Linked DNA regions of Mus musculus: region 2 is linked to region 1. Evidence: chromatin loops called from intact Hi-C (ENCODE). Cell type or tissue: gastrocnemius. All regions are shown on one strand. Links, peaks and the distances in the headings refer to the core of each region. The heading gives the core; the rest is flanking DNA. Region 1 has its middle 18 kb from the start of D630010B17Rik. Region 2 has its middle 59 kb from the start of Adamts20.

Evidence for each region. A loop is a pair of places that touch in the nucleus more often than their neighbours do. Peaks named below come from ENCODE experiments on the same cell type or tissue, not always from the same donor. Only the 100,000 strongest peaks of a DNase experiment are listed, where the experiment ranks them.
Region 2: it touches region 1 in a loop (24-fold over the local background); 7 of 42 quality-filtered maps call a loop at or near these places.

What each region holds. Positions count from the first base shown.
Region 1 is chr15:94,262,582-94,267,960 of GRCm38, forward strand. No RefSeq gene overlaps it. Among named protein-coding and RNA genes, the nearest start is that of D630010B17Rik, 18 kb to the left of the region's middle. In gastrocnemius, for the core only: no CTCF peak of the experiment used is centred there; DNase peaks (open chromatin) are centred at 817, 1,488, 1,734, 2,120 and 2 more places; H3K4me3 peaks cover 610 bases; H3K27ac peaks cover 1,094 bases.
Region 2 is chr15:94,460,452-94,465,830 of GRCm38, forward strand. No RefSeq gene overlaps it. Among named protein-coding and RNA genes, the nearest start is that of Adamts20, 59 kb to the left of the region's middle. In gastrocnemius, for the core only: a CTCF peak has its summit at 3,022; DNase peaks (open chromatin) are centred at 3,032 and 3,477.

The sequences.
Region 1 (5,379 bases), core at 219-5,218:
GTTCCCTGGGTGGATGTCCTACTCTGCGCTAACAGAGGAAACTAGCTAAGTGTGAGTTACTCTGCTTCCTTAGTGTGGCTGGAAGATGACCAATCACTGTAAGCTCCTGCTGGCACCATTTACCCAGGATCATTAACTACTACACGCTTACGCTGTGAAGACAAAGTACATTCAATAGTCTTTTTGTTTGGTTTTGGTTTTGCTTTCTTTCCCTCCCTCCCTTCCTTCCTTCCTTCCTTCCTTCCTTCCTTCCTTCCTTCCTTCCTTCCTTCCTCCCTCTCTCTCTTTCTCTTTCTTTCTTTCTTTCTTTCTTTCTTTCTTCCCCTCCCCCTCCCCCTCCCCCTCCCCCTCCTCCTCCTGCTTCTGCTTCTTTTAAAGAAAGAGCACATACATGAAGTTGGGAGAGGAGAGTAGTTATAAGTGACTAGAGGGGAAGCTGAAGGGAAGGGAGTAGGGTGACCTAGGTCAAAATACATAATCTGCTTGTATGAAATCCTCAAAAACTGTGTAAAAAGGTGTCGTTGATTTACACATATAAAGCATACTGTTTGTCATGTCTGATGCCACCAATCAGAGGTGTAATCCCAAACATACCTTTATTTACTTAAAACACGAGATTAAGTACATTTGTAATATTCTTCCAAAATAGGAAGAAGAAGAAAAAATAAAGCTGATCTGGTTAGAATCAGAGAAAAGGGACCCAACTCGCTCTAACCCTGGAAACAGTGGCTTGCTGCCATATCAGCTGTGGTTCGGAATACTGCTTGCTTGATGGATGTGTTGTGCTGCCTCTGAAGTTCCTGCGGCTTCCTCTGGGCCCAGGGTGGAGCCATCACCCATGCACCATCTGTCACTAGTGAGGACCACGCTGCCTCAATGTAATATGTGCGAACTTGTGACTACAGTTACGACACAGGTTCCAGCTGGTGGAGGTGAGTCAATTGCCCGTGTCCACCGCACAAGGGGCATGCAGAAGGAACCTGATATTCTCAGACTTTCTACTGGGAAACACGAGATAAAAATGAGGCATTTGTGGAACGTAAGAAGAGACCTGAGCTGAGCACCAAGGTGAAAGAGGGCATCCCTTCAGGAATGCATCTAGCAAGGCACTAGATTGTCTTTGTTGTACATTTCATGCAAATTCCTTTCTGGTGCAACTTTTTATCTTGTTCCTCCTCAAATCCCAGTATATTCTGTGTAACAGGAGAATGTCAACTCATTCCACCATTCTTGGGTCCTAATTGGTCTTTTATTTAATAAAGAAGTTTGGGAATTCTCTTTCCATATCCGGTTGGGTCATAAGTCTAGGCACTAGGAGATTCAGTTCTCTCTAGCTATCTAGGACTTATTTGGAGGAAGCATACAAACATCCTACAATCTGCCAACGTTGACAGATTAGAAGTGATTACCAGGAGACCCGTATTAAGAGTTTTTGGAGGGAGGCCGACAGATAAGCAGGAAATGTCTGGGATGATTCCTGCCCACCACCCTCAGTGCAAGTAGAAGCATCCTGGCATGTTTGCTCAAATCTGTCATCTTTGGCACTGGTATAGAAAAATCATTATTGTGTTTATTTAATTCTGTCAAAGCAAAATAGGGTTCCTTTCAATGTCCAGTTTTATGAAATGATATGAAGAAGAGCCAAAATTAAGAGGTAACACTAAAAGAGGAAGTAGGAGAGAGGCTGCCTTTGAGGCTGGCTTCCTGCTGCTGGAACTCTGGAAGTTGGCTGTGTGCCAGTTTGGCTGGCACCTTAATTGCCATGCCACACTGAGACCATCTTTCCTTCCATCTGGGTTACATGTTTGATGAGGCCTCATAGAAAGTGTTAACCATGCTGTCTGTGCAAAGTGGTGACGACGCAGACCGTCCTATGACATTAATTGTGTGGCATGTGAAAACGAGAGAGGTTAACAATAAAAAGGAGTGGATATTCAGGAAGGAAAATCAGAAGATAAAGCCAGAAGGGGCAGACATGATAAATGAGACGAATCTCAGGATCTAATTCACAAGCTGGCTAATACTTCCTAAGGTGAAGAGCGACTCCTGATTCAGAACAGATCAGGAGCAGTGGGGCTGTGCAGAGATGAGAGCACCAGACAGCTCAAAGTGACCTGTCATGGTCATCACAGCAGAAAGCCGTTCCACCAAGGCTGCGGCCTGGGCTCCATCTGCCTTACCCATGAAATGATTTTAGGCTTTAAGATCAGTTCACTACTTGTTACCCAACGTCATAGGTCATGATGCCAAATGGCTTAGGTAACATATATGAAAACGTGTTGGTTTCTGACATACTTCCAGGGTTTTACACATTAATGCTTGAGGCAAAACAAAATGAAATAGGTACTATTGACACCTTAAAATGATGTCTGTAAAGAGAGCTGGAGCTTGGAGCCCTCCTCACCGAAATACTTTCCAAAGTGTTTTCTAATTTTTTTTTAAAAAAGATCAGATAGCTAATTTGACACCTTCAAATAACAAAAACATGCTCCTATAAAAATAGCTCTCTTAACTCTGTACCTTTTCTGTCAGGAAAGTAAGCGGGGCTACATACCATCTATTCACTCTACAACTTAGAACATGGAGGTTCAGGCCAGTAGGTTACAGACCATACTCGAGAAATGAGGCTTCCTTGCCTCAGAAACAATAGATTAAAAAAAGTGTGCTATGTCTCTGTTTTAACATCTGTACATTGAACAGCTTTTCTGTTATAACAAAGTAGAAATGAGCTGATTGGCTGTGCCACTCCCAGAGTGGGTTTTTCCCTCCCCTCTGTGCATACTAATACTAACCGTATTCATCAACTCAGCCAGCCCACACACCAGGCAAGAAGGACCTACTCATTCGGTGAAAGACACCTTAGAGCTTATTACTTCAAACCCCTGCTTCAACTCTTAAGAAACAAGTTGTCGGCTTGCTTAATGTACCTTCTTCCCTACAGCTGCATGCTGGTCTGAAACACCTCTGCCTGTGCTCCAACTTAGTTCTCTTTACGGAATAAAGGCATCAGAAAAAAACTTACCACACCAAAAATAAATTCTTTATTTGCTTCTGGTCAGGCAATATTTGATAGTATTAAGACCATTCCAACATCCGAGCTGTAAAAGAAAGACATGCTCGTGGTCGTGACATAGATATGGGTTTTTGTCTGGACATAGAGACCGGACAATGATGCCTGGAAACGAACTGTGCAGAACTGTGACAGAAACTCCAGCAAAAGTAGACCTTGGCAGCCTTCCAAGTCCTCCAGCAGCATGACCACGAGTGGCCAGCAGGTGGCGATGTCGTCACTGTAGAGTAACGTCTCTGGTGGTACTTAAGGTTAATATGGAGTTGTCCTCAAGCCAAGGACAGAGCCGAACCAAAAACTAAAACAAACAAAAACAAAACAAAACAACAACAAAAAAGCCCTTTTTTTTTTTTTTGGTCTGGGAAGATGATGGTGCCCTGTAAAAACACGGTGAGAATTATATAGTATGAGGGTGTGCATGCAGTTCACTTTTATTTAGAAGTCTTCTTTTTGTCTTTTTGATCAGAGACTGGGCAAGAGGAGAGGTAGAAAAAGATGCAGGATGCTGAAGAGATTGGTTTCAGAACAAAAATAATGCTGTCTGTTGAGACTCTGGGACAGAAGGAAATCAAAACATTTGGGCAAAGCAGTAATGCTTTGAAATATGCAGGAAAGGGAGAAGGCAAAACAAAACAACAAACCAGCCAGGAGACTGGCAGCGCCAGCTTCCAACTGGTCTTCTCTGTTTTCTCATTCAGATTCTGATTAGAGCCACCAAGCACTCCAACGACAAATTCCTAATGCAACTCCCGGTGTGTGCTCCGTCCTTGGAACCCCAGCAGTGGGGATGTCGATGTGCCAGAGTGTGAGCACTGCCTACCATACACAGCGAGACCCTGTTTCAAATGTCAAAACAACACAGTAAAACCCATGTGTGTGCATTCAGACTTCCAGGAGTGGCGCACATAGTCACAGCAGCCCTGGCACAGCAGAGGCAAGACGATCATGGTCGGAACACGGCTCACAAGCGAGGCTATGTCAGACTTGAGAGTGCTCGTGAGGAAACTCCAAGAAAATGGAGACGAAAAGTTTTGTGACTTCTATCTCTCCAGAACGTGGGTTGTTTTGAGAATGTGCCTCTGTGCCCCCCCCCCCCCCACCGGGTGTAAGTTAGAGTGGCTTTACTTATGATTACAGGGACTGAGCTGGCTGGTTCTGTGTATCAACTTGACACAAGCTGGAGTTATCACAGAGAAAGGAGCCTCCCTTGAGGAAATGCTTCTGAGATACAGCTGTAAGGCCTTTTCTCAATTAGTGATCAAGGGGGAGGGCCCATTGCGGGTGATGCCATCCCTGGGCTGGTAGTCTTAGGTTCTATAAGAAAGCAAGCTGAACAAGCTGGGGGAAGCAAGCCAGTAAGCAGCACTCTTCCATGGCCTCTGCATCAACTCCTGCATCCAAGTCCCTGCCCTGTGTGAGTTCCTGTCCTGACTTCCTTTGGTGATGAACAGCACTGTGGACGTGTAAGCTGAATAAATCCTTTCCTCCACAACTTGATTGTTGGTCATGATGTTTTGTGCAGGAATAGAAACCCTGACTAAGATAGGTACCATTGTTACTTAGCTGGTGTTTCCAAGCACAGGCTGGCCACATGACTGTAGAGCAACCTAAACTCATGTGACCTTTGCCTTAGATCTTGCTTAACCCTCAGAATACAAATCGTCTGATGCCTTAAATAAACTTGGCTATTAATGAGACTTTACTCCTTTTAGGCTCCACTCTCCCAGGTTCGTGCTGCCAACTAGAGCGATAACTATCATGAACTTCAGGCCAGCCTTGGCTACACAGTAAGATATATGTGTATATATCTGAATATATATATTCAGAAAGAGACTTCATATCTACACACACATACACATACAAGGGACTCAGACACACAAAAGGGTTCCCATATTTTCTAGTAATGAGATAAATATAAATTTAGAGGGGAAATTGTATGTTACTGCACACGTGAAAAGGGTAATATTTTAATGCCCTGCCAATTGTCATTGTTTTCTTCCTTGACCTCATGAACTGTAGGAAAAGAGACTACCACTGAGCCATACCCCAGCCCTTGACAGTTATAACTGGTTTAACTCCTCTAGAGTGTACTTCGGTCATCCGTAAGGAAGTTGAGAATGGACAGCTCTGTCCTAAGTATCTGCTCCCTGCCTTGGCAAAGTACTGTACACACCACCTACTTCCCGGTATTTGACCTCTTGATCTGAGGAAGATCGTGTAATTTCCCTGAGATTTCAGTGCGGGTCCTTTTTGACTGTGTGAGGAGCATGTGAGAGGACTGCTAGCCAGAGCCAGACTGACTCCATGAC
Region 2 (5,379 bases), core at 272-5,271, 200 kb after region 1:
TTTGGAGGACGGAGCTGGAGAGATGGATCAGCAGTCAAGAGCACGTGTTGGTCTCGCCGAGGACCTCGGTTGGATTCCCAGAACCCTGGTAGCAGTTCTCCGTGGTCTGAGACTCCAGTTCAAGGGGGATTTCCTTTTGATCTTTATAGGCACCAGATATGCATGTGGTGCACAGACACACAAAACAAAAATAAATAAATCTAAAAAAAAATCCTCCCCAAAGAAAATATTTGGATAATATATCAAGAACAATAAATAAGTAACTTTGTCTAAATTAACAGCAGCTGACCAGACCGTTATACAAGAAACCCTTATAAAGAAATTAACAATATGTTCATAGAAAAATCCATAAATCCTAGATAAAGCCTTTTTTCTGCCTCTGCAGCACTTCAGAAAAGAACTCGGAGAACTCCCCCACTCAGTAATTCTCAGCAGTCACAATACTTGGAAACACCTTCCATTTGCTGCCCTTATCCAGCTATGTCTTACACGCTGACACCCAGGAATCTGCTAATAATATACAGTCTGAAAGGAACTTAAATTTCAATGAAGCAAGGCAAAGAGTCCCTTTCTAACTAAACTAACCGGAACATAAATTTACTCCCCTTATGTTAAATCAAACAGCCTTTATAAAGTTAGTCTATCAAACCTATCCTTGCCCGCTGCAGAACTTAGCTCTGCCTGATGGCTTTGTGAGCTGCCGACCCTGGCTTTTCATTCTTTGTGTTCAGAAATTAAGAACTCGGTCAGGAAGTCTCACATTCGGTGAAAGCCTCATATGAACTGCTTTTTAGTTACTTAAGGAAATCGCAATATCAGCCTCGACTAAGACTCAAAGAGCCAAACAGACTGCTCTAAGAATTCAGTTGGTATACTGTTCTCAGCGGTATGCACTTGCGAAGCGAGTTGGCTCACTCTAAGCTGTTAGTGATTAGTATGAGTGTGCTCCTGTGTCAGTCTTAGAAACATTCAAAGTCATTTCCCCGAAGGCTTCCTCGAAGATTCCTGCAGCAGTTGACACAGAGAGAACTCATGGAGAAACACATTACATTCACAGTGATTAGAGGAAACATCAGTGTTTTCTTATGTCCAGGTCATAAAGGATAAGCTGTTTACTTGACGAAGAAAGAAACTGGCTTTGAAGAGTTTGCAAAAAAAAAAAAAAAAAAAAAAAAGGAGTGCTAATGTTTTAAGAATATAATATTTGGAGTACATTACTATGGTTTTTAAAAGTAGAACCAATTTTAAACTCTCAATTACAGGACTCATTTCAACTCTGTGGCTTTTAAAGAAAATATATTTTTTTAAGTTGCTCGTGCATTTAGAATAAATCACAAACCCTCCCAGGAAAGAGTGAGGTATTAATTGTATGTTTTAATAAGGATTTTGATTAAATACTATTAGAAAACTGAAACTATTGCCCAAAGGCAAGCGTAATTATTTTTCAACTTCTTTACTGCTACCAAAATAATATCCTACAGTAGTAATGAGTTCTGCCACGTAGAAATAGCCATCTTACAGTGATGTTCACACGTTCCTACAGCATCCTGAAGGTCAAAACTTCACGAATTACTTCTTTTAACTTGAGCAATTAAGTTTAAAATATAGTGCCCTATGTTCTAAAATTATAGCACTCACTCAGACAATGGACCACCACAGTTCACTTATTAAATGTTCCCCATTATGGAAATGAGATGGAGAAAAGAATCCGTGTCCTCCCCTCAAGGTTTCTCAAATGTTTCTTGATCATGTAGTTCATTTACTAAGCAATTTTGGAGATTAATTAAAAATGGTAGAAAGAGAGCCCCCAAGATGACGTAGTAAAATATCCCATGCTAAAAAGATTATGTGGTTTGGGCTTGACAAATGTGAGCTGACATCTGCTGGGCTCTTTTGTAGAAAGGGATAAAGGGACTGGGTTCTCCAAGGAGAAAAGAATCCACACCAGGAAGCAATGTAAGGGACAATCAGAGTTTAAAAGGGAGTAGGGCCAAGCAAGCGAGATCCACGGGGCAAAGCTCACAGAGATGAAAGGGAGAGTTCTCATTCATTTTATGTAGACTGCAGCAGATAAGAGATCCCATAGATCAAAGCCTTGTGACATAATGGGAGCTGATTGAGCACAATGCAATTTTTTCTGGTCAAGAGTTTAATGTGCAAAAGTGAAACAGGCTGTCTGTGTTCGATGCTCTCCACTTCTATTATGTAATATCTTGTTATGGAGGAAGAACTAAGAGAAACCATGCATCTTCTCCACAACTTATTTCTATTGTGGGGCGTTTACCTCACGTTACAAGGTCACGGAAATGCCAGGCCAGGAATGGTGCTTGGAGGGCAGGTTTTCCAAGATTTGTGGGTGGCTTTTAATGCTGTTATCATCTTAATTCTGGAAATTTCGATGTTTGCGGGTGACGGTTTTTCCAGAAACTATTCAGTAGTTGACTATTAAATGATCAGCCCACCTATGCAAGTTTCCAGACTCATTTTCTAATGGAAGGCTAACATCTTCATATTTCCTCAAACTGTTGCAAGCCCAACTTTACATGGATAACAAGGGTATAATAATAGCTCAGGGGAAGAATAGGTTTGTAATGTTGCTTTGTGGAGAGTTCATGTGAATGTCTGTCACAGTGGGGAAAACACAGGACTCACAGACAGACCTCATCTTTCTGGATGAAGGATAAACAGCCTTCAAGAGGTAGCACTTGCCTGTTCTAGGGGCTGTATCCAGCATTACCTACCTGAAATGCCTTTTCCCTTTAGTGGGATATATTAAAACCCTTTCTCTGTCTTAGTGAACCTTTTAAAAGGTTGTCTTACTCGGATGAAGACCAAACTGACTGCCCCAGATATTGAAAACAAACAAACAAACAAACAAACAAAAAACCAAGGAGGGCTGCAGGCACCACAGGACTGGAAAACATTGCATGGTCCCAGGACAGAACTATTAGTACCATGGAGAGGGACATGTCATCTGACTTTGTACACCCTCCATGAAAGGCCTGAGAACACTGCCACCTGGGGACCTGATGCAGAATGCTATTGGCAGCTGCTGGTGGACAGAAGAGCAGCAGCAGTAATAAATGCAGGGACCCACAGGAGTTGGCCAGGTGCTCTCCCGAAGGAACAACAGCACTATAGGGGTTGCCTCATCTAAAGGGGGCTGTTTCGTGGGTCCCTCCTATGAGGCCAATTTTCTGCCATTATTTTGCTCAGAATAAACTTCAGGACACTTTAAGAGAACTCTGGGCTCCAAATCTTTGTTTTAAGAAGTTCTTTAAATGAACCAAATGAATTTAAGGTTGTATTAGAACGCTGCCGAGATCATATAAATTGCATCGTTGAGGTTGATCAGATCAGAGTAAGTCACCTAGCCACTCTGGTGTAAAGGACATCACGTGACTCTCTACCACTAGCCAGTGAGCTCCAAGAAGGAAAAGCTGGGTCTTCAATTCCCCAGAAAAACACAGCAGGTACTTGGCACAGAGTCCTAGCTCACCCTAAGTCCTCTCACAAAGCAACCAGTCCAACTGCTCACTTGTAAGAGTAGCCGAGAGCTGTTTATCAGTGAGATCTGTACAGGGATTCCTTCCCACCACATCCCTGTCCTTTATTGGCTATCCTCCTTCCTCACAAGAGAGAATAACTTGTGCATCACCTGTCTGTTAAAAAGTGTATGGCCTGTGGCTTAGGCAGAAAATAGAGATGGGATACCCAGGAGAAAGAAAGGGTATGCGGAGAAAGGCAGGAGGAAGATTCAACAGAAGATACGATGAGCCAAATCCATGGTACCTGAGCACAGGTAAAATGTACGCTAGAATACGTAGGACAATTTAAGTTATATCTAATCAGAGAAGAGCTTAGCTGTATGACCAAGTTATTTATAAATATATCTTGAGTCTGAGTCTTATTTCTAGGAGCATAGGGCTGGGAGGAAGGACCAGAGATGAACTTCATCATTTCTCCCCTGCAAGGATGATTAATAGATAACCGATTAGGAAGCTAGAAAGGAAGAAGTCATCAACATAGATCGACTCCCTTCCTTCGCTTCCGCTGGGCTGTAAGCTTAAGGCAGAAATAGATCACCAATGCTTTTCTCACTAGCCAAGTATTCTATGCTTATAATTCTGGATGTGAAGTGTTCTTTTGCCAGAATCTGATAGAAAAAAAAAAAGATAGAAGAGAAATACACGGTCTGTGTTTTGCAAGTGGTCTTTCAAGATTTACAGAGGAGGTAAGCTTCAGTCAGCCACAATAAACCTTACCTTCAGACACTCTTGAAATGTGGACTGTCTTTTAACACGTGAGACTAGTGATCAAATTATTGAGCACATTTTCATACTGAAGAAGGAAATAGGAATGTCTGTAAACATCACCAGTTCGTTTAAAAACACCCTTCTTTAAGAGTTTCCTGATATGATATGGTATGTTGAAATAAAAGGCAGTTCCGTCTCAAAAATATGGCCGTGGCTCGCTTTACGTCTACCATGCTATGTACTCTGTACTCTCCCCAAATACAACAGTGCATTCAGTTATTAGCGCCATGGTTGCAGCAGCCACACATCCTGCCCACTAAGCCTCTTAGCAACACACTCTTGACGCTCGCACCGCTCGTTCTCTGGCTTACTTTTGTTCACTCCTCAGATCTCCTGGCTTTCTACGAGCAGTTGTCACCGGATTATTCACTATGCACTTCCGGTTTCCCTTGCTCTCTTAGAGATTATCCTGTCTCGTGTTCAGCCTATCCATCTGTAACTCCTAACTGCTTGGTGCTTCTAGCACAAAGGTGAAGAGGCAAACAGCACACAGCTCGCCTGAGTGCTGAGAATCGGTCTGCTGTGCCCGTTCACGAACCTTAATAGATCACCAAGGAGCTGCCCCGGATGCCGTCGATGCAGTCGCACAAGGGTCTTTTTATTCGAGCTCAAGCTTGGGTTCACGCTGTTCCTGATGCAGCAGGACGAGAGGGGAAAGCCCAGAGCCCAGTTTCAAGCAAGCGTTTATAGAAGTAAGCAAACAAGCAAGGGGGTTTCTAGCCTGGCACACATCTGATTGGGGGTGGGGAGTAGGGTGGCTCTTGTGGAATTCTGTTGCCCTTTAAAATAATTGGCTGGCGCTGAGAGCCAAACCATAAACTTAACTTCTGCTTTCCTCCTGATTGGTGGTTGTTAGGAAGTGATGTGCCAGGGGCAGGCTTGTTAGAGACTAACCTGGAAACTAGCGCTAGGCGCCAGTTTGTTGGGGAGTAACCTGGAAACTGATGCTAGATGCAGGCTTGTTGGTTAACTCGAGTTCAACCTTAGGTCAGGTTCTTTAAGATGGGGGTGCCAGCCAAATAATACTGTGTAGAGAGAACACCTAGGTGCCTAAACATGTCGA